Regions from separate parts of the Homo sapiens genome. Here region 2 is linked to region 1. Evidence: read pairs that join two places in POLR2A ChIA-PET (ENCODE). Cell type or tissue: A673. All regions are shown on one strand. Each heading gives the region's core, and the rest is flanking DNA. Links, peaks and the distances in the headings are about the cores only.

Evidence for each region. Peaks named below come from ENCODE experiments on the same cell type or tissue, not always from the same donor. Only the 100,000 strongest peaks of a DNase experiment are listed, where the experiment ranks them.
Region 2: POLR2A ChIA-PET joins it to region 1 with 6 read pairs; 2 of 35 experiments call an interaction of 5 or more read pairs at or near these places.

The regions. Positions count from the first base shown.
Region 1 is chr14:60,511,421-60,519,604 of GRCh38, forward strand. SIX6 (SIX homeobox 6) reads left to right here. Exons shown (of 2, transcript NM_007374.3): 2 at 1-1,430. It also overlaps a transcript of C14orf39 not described here. Among named protein-coding and RNA genes, the nearest start is that of SIX6, 6.4 kb to the left of the region's middle. RefSeq lists enhancers at 1-365, 3,439-3,940 and a silencer at 3,662-3,831. In A673, for the core only: a CTCF peak has its summit at 3,792 (motif pointing left); DNase peaks (open chromatin) are centred at 3,461 and 3,731; H3K4me3 peaks cover 1,154 bases; H3K27me3 peaks cover 1,870 bases.
Region 2 is chr14:61,179,421-61,187,604 of GRCh38, forward strand. It overlaps a transcript of PRKCH not described here. Among named protein-coding and RNA genes, the nearest start is that of TMEM30B, 98 kb to the right of the region's middle. RefSeq lists an enhancer at 1-48. In A673, for the core only: no CTCF peak of the experiment used is centred there; a DNase peak (open chromatin) is centred at 4,161; H3K27ac peaks cover 3,228 bases.

The sequences.
Region 1 (8,184 bases), core at 1,631-6,630:
GGCTTCACTGGCGCCCTTTGGCCGCGACCACGGGAACCAGCGGTGAGGCCTGACCCAGCACCACGTTCTTCTTGCTTTGCTTTTTCCTAAGGATTTTGCTGCAAAGTCTCCTTCGGAACCCGAACTGCAAGCTGAGCGCCTGCCCAGATTCTCCCATGGGTATTTCACGTCGAAAGGACGCTGTTACATATGTATAACTTTCGCTTTAAAGTTTTTTTTTAACAAAACATATATATGCTGTTTATTTACTTATTTAAGAGACCGCCATGGTAGGTTTCTCTGTAGCTTGGGGAACTTGCTGTTTCTAAACATGCAGGCTGGTGGTGATGGGTTCTGTGTGGAGAAGCCAAACAATAAAACAACCTAGTGGGCAACCTTCTTAATTAAGGGAGCTGCTCTCAGATTCCTTTTCTTCTTATTATTATTAATATCATTCCCTTCACCAGGCATGCAGGGACCCTTGAGCAAATGGTCTCCGGAAGGTCTTACCTATATATCTTTTGCCTTCTTTGGTGCTTCCTGGTATATGTTTTAAACAACCTATGGTAGGTCTATAACCACCTCCCACGTCAAATTACACGTATGTGCATATATGTATGTACCTATACAAACATATGTATGTACCTATACAAACATATGTATGTATGCATACACGTGATATATTTAAGGCTAGAAATTGGCAACATGTGAGCGTCCTCTCTAAGGCAAGTCCCCGCATCCCCAGCACAGGTAATTATGGCTTGTCCACTTGACACTCGTTTACATGAAGTGTCAACAGCTTTCAGGAGCAATTTAGGAAGCCAAACTATGGGACTCAATAAGTGAGTCCTATTTTCTAAAAATGCAAAACTATCCTGACTCAGGCTCTGCAGCAAGAAAGGCTTTCTGTCTCCTTCAAGGCCCCCTCCAATACAAAAGCAGCAGGCACCCATGATCATGCTAGAGTGAGCATATACTGCATTTAGGATTGAGCTATTATTAAAATAAGACAAAAGATGATAGAAGAGGTTGTAAATAATTAGACTAACATCTTCTTGCTGCAGAATTTGGTTTTAATCAAATGAATGGTTTTTAACAAGAGGGATACTGAGATGGGGGAAAGGATGTAATCATGTCACATACTGAGGGTAAAACAAGGCTGTAGAAATAACTGGCATTTTAAAAACCTAATCTCCGAATTAAGCATAGAACAAGTCATCAAGGGCCTCATTGTCCTGGTAATGGCCTCGATTAAAACATAAAATATTTTTAGCATTTAATTTTTCCTCGTGCACATGCATGTATGCACCTATACATGAACAAATGCATGCATATACAACGCAAAAACATCTACCATCTTTGCACTAAGAAAATAAATGCTAGCCAGAGTCTCTAATTTTGTTCCTAGTGAAACAGATTGCATATTATAAAATTTGACATTGATCTTTAAATCACTTGAGCTGACTTCCCTCTTTACTGTCCCCATCCCCCAATTACAGCCTTTTCCATTTGCCTTTCTGTCCTTAGAAGATGTTCTTTGGATCAGAAGCCTGCTAACTTCTTTAGGCAGAAGTGCCAAAGTGCAAACCAAACAAAAATAAGTGAAGTCATGGAAGACAAAAAGCAGCCAAACGGCAAGATAGACAATGGAAGCCCAGGACAGAGTAAGGGTTGATTTTTGGTTTCTAAATCGCTTGAATAGATTTGGCTCATTTGGGCTTTATAAATGTTGTCCTTGTGTATGGTGGCCCTTATCCAGAGAATTCTTGAAAATCAAAACTCTCTTGCACAAGAGCTTTACATGGAAGGAGTGGGTAAGTTTTCGTGATAAAACTGGTGTTCTTTCCAAAAGCAAGCAAAAGCCCTCCTGTGGGTCCTGAAAGGCTCCCATTGTAGAGCTTCCTCAGTACTTAATTTTGTTTCCTAGAGCCCCAGGTAGTTCCTAGAATGCTAACGAGGGGCTGGCGAGGACTAGAGTGAGGCCAGGAGGGGACTCACGGTCAAGGTTATGCAAGTGCAGCAAGTGCAAGGCACATGAGATTGAGTGCCTCCTTAAATTTTGCACTCTAAGTGCCTCCTTTGCCTCATCCTAGTCCTTAATCTGACAAGGAGTAGCCACGGATATCCACTCTTGTTCCCCAGCCCCACCCCACCCTTAGCTATGGGGCTGTCCAGAACCAGTGTTTGGAGAAGTTTGTTGGCAAATTTTCTCTTAAGTTTATGCTTCCAAGTCCTAGAGGGATGGGAAATAACTAATTAGTGGAATAATGTAAAAGAATTTGAGATTCTAAAAATCCCACTCCACCCACCCCTTCAAATGATACCTAAAAGCAGAAGAAAATGTCCATTCCGCAGTGTCAAGAAAATAGGGTAACTAAGAAACTAAGCTTTCTCTTTACAAAATAATTTTTAAGTGACAGTTTATTGCTTGGACAAAAAGAGAAGACCAAACAGTGATGGAGCATTTTTAATTCCTGCTTTGACAAAAGCCTTTAAACTACAGCTACCATTTACTTAAATTAACAAGCTGCCTACATTTTAAAGTAGCTATTCTGTTTCAACAATCTGGATATTTATTTATTTAATTTCACTTTAGAATCTTAAGGGGGTGACACATTACTTGTAAGATTTTTTTAAATGTTTATCTGTAATGTGATGGCACCTAATTGCCTCTGTGAATAACCAATTCTTTGGTGACCACATATTGGAAATTAGTCCAGATCTTCACAGAGATTTATTTTATTTTAATCTTTCCAATCTTCCCAAGGACATTTAAAGGGTTTCTTTTTAAGACTTTTTCCATATCAGCTTCATTCTGGTCTTCAGGGTTTTGGGGGGAAAAAAAGTCCAGGTAATGGCAAGGCTGAAGGTTTCTGAATTTGGCAAAATCTCTATATAATGGGTTTCCTTCCTTTCTTTTCCTGCAATTCTTCTGTCACAATTTCCCAAAAAGCAGCTACTCCAGCAGAGTGGAAAGAGCATTTTTATATTAAATATTTCAACGGACCTGACCAATGTGAAGATTTTACCCCAAGCCCCAGGTCAGGCTCTTTTCCGGCTTATAAACATTTCAACCACACTCCAGTTTCACCAAAAAAAACGACGGCCCCTGCTCCCCAAATGCCGCAGTTCCTCTCGCCTCCACTTTAATGACCCACTCCACTTCCACCCGTCACTCCCTCCTTTCCCTTCGCCAGTTTGTTTATAAAAAATCTGGGAGGGAGGGGAGAAGACGATGGGGGTGGGGAGGGCTTGCTCTTTGTTTACATTAAACAAATGACAGGCAAAGAGCTCAAGCAAAGTCTTCCTTGACCTCGTTCCCTCTCCCTAATTTTAACAAAAAGGAAAAAAATATTGTATCCAAAGAGAATGTGAATGGGGCGGGAGGAGAGGAGAAGCAGCTTTTCGCTCTATTCAACGGGGACGCGAGAGCGCGGACGATTTCCGCTCCTTTTGTGAGGCGGAGCCCGGGGGCGGCCGTGAATGGGGGGTCTGTGGAGCGGCCGGCGGGGCTGTCAGGCGGCTCTGCGTAATCAGGGCTAATGACGGCGGCCGGGCGCTCGGCGGGACAATGCGCGGGGCCGCGGGGTTTTGTCGGCCTGAATGGCTAATAGGTTTGCCTGTGAGCTGCGAGGGGGCGGTGTCGGGGAGGAGGCGGCGGCGAGGGGAGAAGGGGTCATTGTCCGCGCGCTGGCCCGGGCGCCGAGGCGTGTCCCTGCCTGCGCCGCGCGGCTACCCCCGTGCCCGGCGCCGCCGACGGGAAGGCAGCGGCGGGGAGGCCCCCTGGAGGCCTGCTGGGAAATGGCGGCTGGAGCGGCGGGCGCGTGGGTCCCCTCGGGGAGGCGCCCCAAGCCACGGTCCGCTCCCAAAGAGAAGCCCAGACTGGGCCCACAGTACCCGGGAAGGTGAGTCCTTACTCGGGGGCCCAGATCTCCCCACGGAGGCCACAGATCTGGGTCCCCGAGGAAGGAGAGCCCCCCTTTTCGCGCACCCACCTTTTCCATCCAGCGCCCCGCGAACTCGCGGACGTGTAGGCCTCGAGCCACTCCTACTGTTGGGCTGCGTGACTCAGCGGCTCGAGGAGAGAAACCTCTCAAAACCGGGGGACCGAGACGGGGTTCAATTTAAACCTAGGTGGGAGAATGAGCCCACAAGCGCGCGCCCCTGCAGCTGCGGAGGCGCGCGCCCGCCCACCCTCGGGCGCCTGAAGTCGCAGCGGTTGCAGAGCCTCGAGCCCGTGGATGCGGCGCGCGCCGCGGTCTGGGCCTGCGCGAGAGGCTGCCGCCCGCGTCGGGCCTGGGCCTACGCGTGTCTGGCCTGGGCCTGCCGGTGCAACAGCAGTTGTCGCCACCGGTCCTAGGCCGCGCCGAGCGAGTCGCCGAGAGGGGCGGGAAGAGGGGAGAGGTCCGAGACCAGGGAGCGGGACCTAAAGGGGGCTTTCCGCGCCCGACAGGTCCGCCGGGGTTAGCCTTCGAGGCGGGGAGAGGGAGCGGGGTCCTTCAAGGACCGCATGTTCGCGATAGCACATTTGAGCCCTGGCAGGCCACCTGGGCCGCCTTCTTTCGGAAACCTTGCGGGGTTTCCAAGCAAGGTTTACAATGGGAAACTTTATTTCCCATTGTAAGCTCTTACAAATCTCCTCTGGCTAGATCCTTCCTTGCAGCTCTCTTTGCTAGGATTTATATTCCCAAACTTCTTCAGACGTGCCCTACCGCGAGGGAACGAACTGGTTTTCTTCCCGTTTTCACCTCCTTGTCTGGAGACAAAGGGGTGTGAGGGCGATCCCAGAGCTGAACAAGCAGTTTCACGCCTCCCTGCCCGCTCATGCTGTTTCCGCTTGCCCTGTGGTTTGCTCTGCCTGGAACGCCGCCCCCTACCTCAACTGCTACCCTGTCATTCCACAAAGCCTACCCCACCTCCACTAAGTTTTCCGTGAGCCAGTGAGCTCCACACAGATAATGTGCCACCACCTTTTTTAATGCTCCCACCGCACCTTATCTAAACGTCTGTTTTAGCGCTCTAACACTTTTGCTCATTTATTTGTCTGTCTGACTTCCCCCTTCAGCCTTTGCTAGAATGTAAGCTCTTTATTTAAAGGCAAGGACCAACTCTTACCCATCTTTGTATTCCCAGCACCTAGCCCAAGTAGTAGGTGCTCAATAAATGTTTTAAAGCTGAATGAATTCATGCATCTTCCTTGAAATCTGTCTGCTCTTACGTTAGTGGGGGACCTCTGCTAGCTCGGGAATCATTTGAAGAGAAGAGATGACTTATATTGGCTGGACCCAAAGTTCACTGTAATCCTCCCAGCTCAGTAAGTTACTGGCTGTTACCTACTTGTCGGGTTCTCTGGGATGATTCCATAGAGTGCTGTCTCCCTCTAGGCATGCGGTTTTTTTAGAGTGCTATGACTTTGGGTTCATACCATGAAAATTATCTTCTCACACAACACATTTTCCCAAAAAGGTAAGAGTAATCCTCTTGGATTTTGAAAATTCTAGGTATTATACTCTCTGAACCCTACAACATAAGAATTTCTATTCTGCTTCAAAGATAACTGCTATGGTTTAATGTTCATATCCCTCCAAAATTCATGTTGAAACTTAATCCCCAATGCAGTAGTATTAAGAAGTGGGACCTTTAGGAGGTGATTCACTGCCCCATGAATGGAATTAGTGCTTTTATAAAAGGGCTTGAGGAAGTCTATTATTTCCTTTTTGCCCTTCTGTCCTTCTGCCACGTGAAGGTGCAGGAAAAAGACACCATCTTAGAAGCAGAGAGAACCAGCCTTTACCAGACACAGAACCTAACCAGGCTTTGATCTTGCACTTCCCGGCCTCCAGAACTGTGAGAAATGTATAAATTACCCAGTCCAAAGTATTTCCTTTATAGCAGCAGGAATGGACTAAGACAATAACCCTTTCCTTTCTCCTCCCTCCCACCTTTTCTCTCCTCTGGCTTCCCCACCTCACTCCAGTCCTGACCTACACATGATAAAGTAAACCACAAAAACAAAAAAATCACAAACCCAGACAAGGTCTCCAATTCTAAGATAATAGATTGGCATCCCACCACCATGCTTAGGCTCACCTAGGGGGGATAAACAGTTTTCATTAAAATATTTTTTTTTTTTGAGACGGAGTCTCGCTCTGTCGCCCAGGCTGGAGTGCAGTGGCGGGATCTGGACTCACTGCAAGCTCTGCCTCCCAGGTTCACGCCATTCTCCTGCCTCAGCCTCCCGAGTAGCTGGGACTACAGGCGCCCGCCACCCCGCCCGACTAATTTTGTGTATTTTTAGTAGAGACGGGGTTTCACCGTATTAGCCAGGATAGTCTGGATCTCCTGACATCGTGATCAGCCCGCATCGGCCTCCCAAAGTGCTGGGATTACAGGCGTGAGCCACCCGCACCCGGCCATTAAAATCTTAAATCGCAAGGGCTGTGTGAAAATACTGGATAGCAAACTCATCTCTATTTTAAAATTTAATGGGCAGAAGCAAGTGAACTGTGTATAATTTCGAATTCTGATAAAATACGTATAAGGCTTCCTCTTGGAAATTCATTCTAGCCTGGCACTGCCAATCTGCAACCTGAGAATACTGAGTTACTGTTTGTTTTTCTCACTGAAGAGATTAGTCTTAAATTTTCTAGCACGAAATCGAACACTTGAGAGGGCACATTAATTTGGCACATGAAGAGTCTGGTGGGCAAAAAATTATTATGCATTTCGAACATTTTCAGATATTTAAGATTCCTATAAAAGATTTGCCCATTTAAATTAATCACCACTTAAAGCATTTTCCATGGCATTGGGTATACTCCTGACTTTCTATAAATTCCTGGTAAATTACGTATTTGAACTGAAGACCTACGCATGTATATCTTATCTAAAGAAATTATTTTTGCAGATACTTGTAACTGTATGAACTGGATTTGTCCATTTAAAATAGAAAGCAAGTGGGAAAAAGAAAACTATACTGGAAACAGTCTGTGGACAATGGGCTGGCACCTGAGAAGGTGGGATCAGACAAACCTGGCTTGAAATACCTAATCGCTGTGAATTTCAGAAGTCACTCAACTCTCTGAGCCTTAGTTTTTACTTCTGCAAAATGGGTTGATAATATCCAGGAATATTGTGAGTGTTATTTGGTTAATGCATGTAAAGCACCTAGCACAGACCCTCACATATAATAGGGGTTCAGTGAATGGAACTTCCCTTTCCCCATTTTGCCTGGTTAAATGCTAAGGCAAAGAAATAAGCTTAAAAGTTGTTTTTAATAGATGTAATGTACATATTTGTAATATTGAATTTAAATGCTAAATGCTTTCCTTAGTACTAGAAGCAGCTTCCACTCACCACCCCCAGTAGGTAGGACCCAATATGTTGGTTTTCCAGCAATGGCAATGGAGGAGCTTGTGCTCACATACCATCATCCTTTCCTTGCTTCTTTACTCTGCTTAAGGCTGCTTGTCAACTATGTGAAGCTCTCCAAAGGGATCCTGGCCCATCATGCAAGTCAGGATAACCCCACATATAAAGTATGATCACTGAAAATGTAACATAACCTTTTGGGGAAAATGCAAGGTTCATTTCTTTGAGGAGAAAGTAGTGATCTCACTTCAATTACACTCGCATGGCTCTTTTTATAGCTAATAATAAAATATTTCACTTGCACTATTTCACTTCCTCACAAGAACCCTGTGAGGTAAATCAGCAGATAGTGGGATTCCCATCTTCCGGATGAGGGAACTGGGGCTCATTACTTGCTCAAAGTCACAGGACCAGGAAAGAATCCAGATTTTGTAGGGTTTGAAGCTTACACTATTTGGAGGGGTGGGGCACTCTTTAAGATTAAAGATATAAAATTATGAGTACAAAATTGGGTACAAAAAATAACATCAATTACAATTTTTTTAACCTGGCAAATACAACAAACCACAAAATCCAGGCAAGTAATAAAATCATTTCATTAACTGTCTTACATACCTCTAGAATTGTTTTTTCCCTACTGTTTTTCTGTATGTTCTTTGATTGCTCCTTTGTGTGACAATAATTTTATTATACAACCTCAAATAGAAAGATAATTCAGTCTTTACTGTGGGTTGGTTTAAATATTTTTATTATTGATAACTTAGAAAAGTTTCTCGCAGTTTCATAGCTCATTATTGGTAATGCCATATATTATTTTTAGGATTGGCATCAACT
Region 2 (8,184 bases), core at 1,211-6,210, 670 kb after region 1:
TTTGACTTATTAACAGAAATGCAACAGATCCAGGATGGTGAGAACATGCACACTTTGCTGCACCAGGGGGGAGGACAAAGGAATGTGACTCGTCAGTGGCACTGGACTTCAGCAGTTCAAAGGGTTGTCTTGGAGTCCTGACTCTCCCCTTTCCTGGAAGAATAGGCAGGGGTGTGGGCCTGCTTGGAAGGGGAAAAATAGAGGGTGTCCCTGATCCCCCTATTATGTATGTTCTAAGCCTCATCCAAGTAAAAGCCTTCTTAATGCAAATGTAGAAGATGTCAGTTAAACCATGAACTCCAGAAGTGTGTCTGAAAACAAGAAAGCAATGTCCCAAGTCCAGTAAGATTTTAATTTTTTTTTTTTTCAGACAGGGTCTCACTTTGTTGCCCAGGCTGGTCTCAAACTCCTGGCTTCAAGCGATCCTCCCACCTTGGCCTCCCAAAGTGCCAAGATTATAAGCATGAGCCACTGTGTCCAGCCTTCCAGTAGGATCTTAAACCACCAACAGAAAAACAAAACAAACAGAAAACACTTTTCACCAGATTAGCATGACTTCTGCTTGACTTGGAATAATAAATCTCAGGCTATGTCTTACAAAGCATTATTTGTGGCCAACAGGCAGGAATTTGCAAAGCAAAGGAAAGCAATATTGAGGAGTACAATGCGCCAAGCATCAGTTATCAAAGATCTGGGTTCCCATCTGGGCTTGCCACTCACTGGCCCCCGGAGGGAGTCCTATAAGCTGGGTAGATGGAAAACAGAACATCAAGAGACCCAGGGAAGGACTCAACCAGGATGGGAACAGGCATGGCTAGAGAGAAGGTGGGCACCCGAAAAGACGAGATCAACTGGACCAACATCAAGAGCTGCAGTGAGCGGCTGGGACCCCAGCATCTCCCAAACCTCCAAGAAGCCAGAGTGAAGGACAAGGACTGAGATGCTTCCAGAACCTGAGTGACCCGGATTCAAGGAGGGCTGGGAGGGTGCAGGGGTGTCCAATCTTTTGGCTTCCCTGGGCCACACTGGAAGAAGATTCGTCTTGGGCCGCAGATAAAATACACTAACGATAGCTGATGAGAAAAAAAAAAAAACCTTAAAAATAATCTCATAATGTTTTAAGAAAGTTTATGAGTTTGTGTCAGGCTGCGGGTTGGACAAACTTGGTCTAGAGGAAGAGCTGAAGGCTGCCTGGCTACCCTGCTGCTGAGAGGAAGGCAGTTTTGCCTGACTGGAGCCTGTATTTTCTAAACCCAGGGCAGAACTCCCCAACACCCTTGGGCCACACACCCTCTCTGGCCATCTGCCTGCTGTCTTGACCCTACCTTCTGGACCACCCTTCAAGGCTCTGTCCTCCCAACTGACCTCCCAGGAACTGCTACACAGCAATTCATCCAGGACAGGTAGCCTCAGAGTGAAGTCTTTATTAAAGCCAGTAACAACTTTGGGAGGCCGAGGCGGGCGGATCACGAGGTCAGGAGATTGAGACCACGGTGAAACCCCGTCTCTACTAAAAATACAAAAAAAAAAAAAAAAAAAAATTAGCCGGGCGTGGTGGCAGGCGCCTGTAGTCCCAGCTACTCAGGAGGCTGAGGCAGGAGAATGGCTTGAACACAGGAGGCAGAGCTTGCAGTGAGCCGAGATCGTGCCACTGCACTCCAGCCTGGGCGATAGAGCGAGAGCGAGACGACGTCTCAAAAAAAAAAGCCGATAACAAAACATGACAATAACGAGAGAGGGAGGGAGAGATAGAGAAAGAGAGATAGAGAGAGAGAGAGGAAAGGTAGGAATGGAGGGGAAGGGAAGAAAAGGAAAAGTGGAAGGAGAGAGACAGCCATGGGAAGTCTTCAGCTAAAGGCTGGCTGAGGCTGGAGCCAGAAGAGCCAGCAGCAGGTGAGAGTGGGTAACGCTAACCAAAGAGAGAGTTGGAACCAGCCCAGCGCTTCCTGATAATCTCCAGGGACCACCAAGGTGCAGCTCGACCAGACTCTCCCCAGCAACTCTCTTCTTTTTTTTTTTTTTTTTTTTTTTTTTTTTTGAGACGGAGTCTCACTCTATCACCAGGCTGGAGTGTGGTGGCACGGTCTCAGCTCACTGAAACCTCCGTCTCATGGGTTCAAGTGATTCTCCTGCCTCAGCCTCCTGAGTAGCTGGGATTACAGGTGTGCGCCACCACGCCCAGCTAATTTTTGTGTTTTTAGTAAAGACAGGGTTTCACCGTGTTGGTCAGGCTTGTCTCAAACTCCTGACCTCCTGATCTGCCTGCCTCGGCCTCCCAAAGTGCTGGGATTACAAGCGTGAGCCAACGCACCTGGCCGCAACTCTCTTCTTAATCACTGTCATCCCTCTTGCTTGGTTCTCAGAGTTCTGCTCTTACTCCCAGCACCCAATCCCCCACTCAATAAGAGACGGGAGGGGAGCTCAGCTCAGATTCTGCCTCCTGTTCCTACACATTCCCAAGAAGCCTCATCCTGCTGGAAAGGCCTCAGCTACTCCTTCTGAAGCCTGTTTCTTTCTTTCTTTCTTTTCTTTCTTTCTTTTTTTTTTTTTTGTTGAGACAGAGTCTCACTCTGTCACCCAGGCTGAAGTGCAGTGGTGTGATCTTGGCTCACTGCAACCTCCGCCCTCTGGCTTCAAGCAATTCTCCTGCCTCAGCCTCCCGAGTAGCTGGGATTATAGGTGTGCGCCACCACACCCGGCTAATTTTTGTATTTTTAGTAGAGACGGGGTTTCACCATGTTGACCAAGCTGGTCTTGAACTCCTGACTTGAGGTAATCCGCCTGCCTCAGCCTCCCAAAGTGCTGAGATTACAGCGTGAGCCACCGTGCTCGGCCCCTAAGGCTTCTTTCTATCTGTCTGGCTTCAGGCCACCCACCAAAGCCAATCAGAAGTGGCAGATCAAAGCTTTGTTGGTTGCAGAGAATATGATTTTGACGTGTGTGTGTGTGTGTGTGTGTGTGTGTGTGTGTGTGTGTGTGTAGGAGAAATGTAGATGTTGTACTTATAGCTCCAAGAAAAGGGATTTGTGTTTCATAGGTCAGGGCTAAAAAGGGTCTCTTAGCTTGGTGGCCATCCAACAATATGAATTAAGCCAGACCCAGCAGAATCTGTGATTGAGTAAATACCCATAATGTACTCCCGTATATGCTGTGTGCTCTACAGTTCCTTACCTGGAAATGAGATAAATTACTATTATTGTTGTTACTATTACTTTTTCTTGAAAAAGGAGACAGAGCATGTGATGTGCTGCTGGCTTAAATCAGTGAGGGGTGTTATGAGAGACATTCAGGGTGAACCTCTGAGCCCATCATGTCTCTGGTTAAAGAAACAGAGAATCTGTACCCTGGCTGGCAGCCTGGTGATTGCTGAGAGACAGAGGGGAATGCCTAGGACGAAAATGTCCCAGAAGTGGTGGTCTAGCCTTACCAGGGACCAGCGGAAGCCCATTATCAACATGAATTGCATTTCTTTGTCATTTTTAAATAATTGTTTTATTTCAGAAATGATATTAAAATAACAGAAGGCCAAAACAAAAATATCCCCAATCCCATCCTGAAATCAAATCAATGACAAGTATGCATGATATACATCAAATATAAAATTCTGTCCATGATGTTATTGAGAATACCAAGCCTGCATGTGGACATCCCCAGGCAGGTGACACCAGCAAATCACTGTGGGTTTTCTCAGACTCAAGCCCACCCATCCTATCCTCCACCAAGTTTTCAGACACTTATCAAGATGCTGTGGCTTTGAAACCATGAAGGAAGGAAACCCAAAGCTCAGCCAAACTCCAACTATTCTCATTCTTCCTCTCCCATGTGCCAGTCTACCCCTTTGAAACATTTCCAAAGTTCTCCTTGGGAGGCAGAGCTGCTACATTGTGTCTTGGCCCCTTGATTTGATGGCAGTGAATGAATCAAGTTTATACGTTTGCCACCAAACAAATGGAGCTTCATCTGTGGTTGTTTGTACATGTGTATGCTTTTGCATTTCAATGGCTTCTTCCTTCCCTAACCTAATCTGCTAAATGCAACATTTACAACCAGCCTTGCAGGCATTATTTGCCCCCGACTGGGCCCTGATCACCTCAAATAAAGGCTGCCAGCTTCCCCTGCCAGAAGCAAGAGGCACCGGGAAAAATGGAAATTGGACGATAGTCTTGTATACTCTCTGCTCTGCCATGAATGGCCTTCAACAGGAAACCAATCAATGGAATCAAAAGAACACAGTTTCCTGTTAACATAGAGCGATGCCAAATCCACCAGACTTATCGTTTCATGCCCTGTGCCAGTCATTGTCAACTATAGTGTAAGTAATAACATATGACTGGAGTTGTGGTTTTAGTAGAAGATTCTTTTGCTTTTGGCACTGTGCACACACCTTCATATGCTTTATTGCCCTTGCCCAAACCTAGGGAGCTTTCTTTTCTTTTGAGATTTCTTTTCCCCTAAAGAACTATTTCTGGCTGTTTTGCTGCATACCAGTTCTTAAAACCCTAGCCAGCCGACTCTTAATTCTCGACAGTCTTTTCTTAAGCAACACTTTATATATATATATGTATACATATACATATATATAAAATAATAATAATTATTATTATTATTGCATCACATGGGGCTAAAATAAACCCACTGTGTATTGGCTCTTCCACAATCCTGCTTTTCCTCTGAAAATGGCTAGTTCCCTAAGACTGGCTTTGGGAGAGAAAACCTCTCACATAATATTTTTCTTACTTTCCAGGCTGATCTTGAAGGTGATGATAGGTCATAAGCCGCAGCCTCTGCAAGGATGTTACAACCCCTGGAGCAGGCGGAAAGTACATGTGTGCTTGGAATGCAACAAAAGGGAAAAGTCACTAGTGTGGTTTGGACAGGGCCTTGCATTTTTAACCCTTTACCCAAACCTAAAGAAAACACAACTCTGTTAGCAACTTAGAAGTTTTTTCCTAGAGTGACATGATTAAGGTGGGGGTGTGACTAGTTATCTGAGTCATTTTTTTCAGACAGTTTGGCTTAGTGGTTAAGAGCTTTGGTACCAGATGGAATGGGTTCAAATCCCAACTCTCTCCCTTAACATCTGCATGATTCTGGGAAAGTTGATAAAGTTTCTGATGCTCACATTCCTCGTCTATAAAACAGAGAAAACACTTGTGTTCTGGGGTTGTCCTCAAGAATATGAGTAAAGAACTGGGGTTTTCCTCTCTGCCTTTAGCAGTAAGGACGCCTTTAGCAGTAAGTGTACCTGGTAAGTGCTCAGTGAGTGGCATCATGATTATGAGGCAAGCACTGACCCCTGCTCCAATCCTGCTGGCGTTCAAGGCTTTGACTCAAGTCACCTCTCGTTTTGTATGGTTTAGTCAGGTGAACCAATAACCAATGTATTAGCAATGCATTTCTTGGTTCTCAGAAGATGGTATTAAGCCTCTGATGCTAGCACATTAGGAAGTGATCATGTGGAAATGTGGAATTATCAGACACACGGCTACCTGGGAGAGAGAGTAGGGGGTTGGAGATGAAAAATAATTGGTGGAAAGGTCTTCATTTTTCTCCCATTCCCTCATGGGCATGCAGGAACAACTGATTACTGTGTGTGTGTGTATGTGTGTGTGTGTGTGTGCATATGTGGTCTTTGTATTCCTTTCTTTGGTTGAGCCCTAAGAAAACTTTCAGTACAGTGTCCCAGGAAGCTACCACCAATAGATAGAAATTAACCTTTTATATGAAACTTTCTTTCCATCCCATCTAAGGCTGGCTGGTGAAGGTGGAAGCCTTTTTTGTTTCAAAAAAAGGTCTGTGTGTGCTGGTTTCTACTTGAAGCTAAAAGTTTTAAGTGCTTTTGTCTTCTGTACCCAGGTCTGTTGGCAGAAAATCTCGTATGACTTCCCCCAAGTCCATCTAAGAGAGAAGTTGCTTGCTTGCCATATTATCTTGGCTTCTTCCTACTACCAACCCCAGCACCAAGGACCATTTCACAAAAGAATCCCTCTCCTCGAGACTCAGTTTCCCTTTGGTGTGTCAGGACCTTAGCTTGAGAATGAGAAGAAATCCCTGCAAAATAGAAAAGTTGAAGTCTACAGTCTGATTGGTTTGGATTGAGAGAAAGAAAGCAAGTAACTACTTTGGGTATACAAGTTTAACCCAGAGAAATTATGTTTCCTTATTTGGGGTGGTGGTAGTGGTGGTAACGGTAGTAATGGTAGTACTGGTGATAGTAGAAATGGTAGTGATGATGGAGGTAGTGGTGGTGGTAATAACGGCAATAATAATGGTAGTGATGTTGCTGGTGTTGGTGGCAGTGGTGTTTTTGTTGGTAGTGCTGGTTGTGGTGGTGATGTTATTGGTAGTGGTTGGTGTTGGTGGTGGTAGTGGTGAAGGTAGTGATGATAGTGGTGGTAGTGGTGGTGGTGGTGGAGGTAGTGGTGATAGTGGCAGTAGTGGTGGTGGTGGTGGTGGTGACATTGAGCATACAGTAGAGGGTAGTTTTTCTCACCACATCTTCCATACCTGAGGCATTATCACCAACAGGTTCTATTTTTTCTCACTGTAATGCACCTCAGCCAAATATGCCTTTAGAATATAAAGAATATGAGATGAAAACCCACACACACAGATTTACTCGATTTTCTCCTGCCCCTTGGCTAAGTAAAAATCACCTACCAAGTTGCCAGTCCCTCTCCCTTACTTTCCAGGAGAGCATCTGATAGCTTCTCTTCTTTTTTTTCTCCTTCTCCACCCCCACTTCCTTCTCCTCTTTGTCATCCTCCTCTTTTTCCTTCTTCTTCCCTGTCTCCAAATTAATCTTAGCAGGGAGTCCTGAAGCAAATTATCATGTTACAAGCCTAAATGTGATAGCTTGTCATCTTTCATTATTTTTGACATAAACAAAACTGTCAGAATTCTCTGAGACCTGTCTTTGGTTCAGGGTGTTCTCTTTGAGGCCAGGGGATATATAAGGATTACAAAAAGGAGAGTTGCTCCAACATAATGAAAAGAATGTAATGGAAGGTTGGCAATGATCTCCAATTCCAGACTAGTGTGCACTTTTAGACCATTGCATTTGAAGGGGCTACTGATTAAGGCTGTAAAATGTTTGCATAATTGTGGTTTATTTTATAGAGTAGAGGTCCAGGGTCACTTCATTACCCAGATTCATTATTTTGTGTATTCCCACCCCCACCCCACCCCACTGCAATTTCCTTGAATACTTAGATTTGATAAGCAATTAAAAAATAACTGTCTGGCTTGTTTTCTGAAGATTGGTGCTTTCCACGGACTGAGTTGCCGAAGACCGGGAGAGTGTGTTTTCATATGGAAGGTCACATCTATGCATCAGAGGCTATTTATCTTTTTCTGGCCATTCATTTAGAGCAGCCGCAGTTTTCTGAAGAAGCCACATGCACCACACTCCAACAGCAGAGAATGATTCGGTTCAGAGTGGGTAATGGCAGGGCCATGGTCTTGGTTTAGGGATATTTCAGAACTTTAATATTTTGGTAACCCATGCTCTATAAATCATTGAATTACATCAAGTCTATTTAAAACCCCTCTGGGCAGCTGTTTAAAATGCTGTCACTGCAGTAAGCAATGTCCTTAGAGTCACATGGCAGGTTGGGGCCAAGAAGGGGATGGGTTTTGTTTGTGTTTCTTTAACTCCAGTTAGGTTTACCCTTTGACTCTCCACTTCTGTGAATAGTCCCTCCATTTCCAGTTATTTTAAAGTCAGAATATGAAGGCCGCTTAGTCCATCGGGGTTAAGCCTTCCCATCAAATCAAATTCTTCTTCCTTGCATTCTTCTCTTCAAGCCATTTAGTGAAACAAGCACAAATTGTTAACTTCAGATTAATATGTTTAATAAGTGAAATCTGGACTATTTCAGGAAGGCAGGCAGGCCAGCAGTCTGGAGGATTGGTTGCAGCTGAGGGTTCCCGTGGGCTTCTCCTGGGTCATTGCTGGGAGCTGAGACCACCTGTGGAGCACCTGTGGGCAAGGCGGGCCTAATTACCCCAGAGATCCTGGCTTTGCTGGTCTTGCTCTCTGGCCTCCAGATTTGCTCTGATTCTGACAATGCAGTGGGTATCAGAGCTCAGGTCCAGAGGAAAAGCCTGGAGTGAGTGAGGCTGCGAGCTTCCTCTTCAGAACTCTGCATGCTTATCGGGGTGTAATGCCTGCCTCCTGCTGCT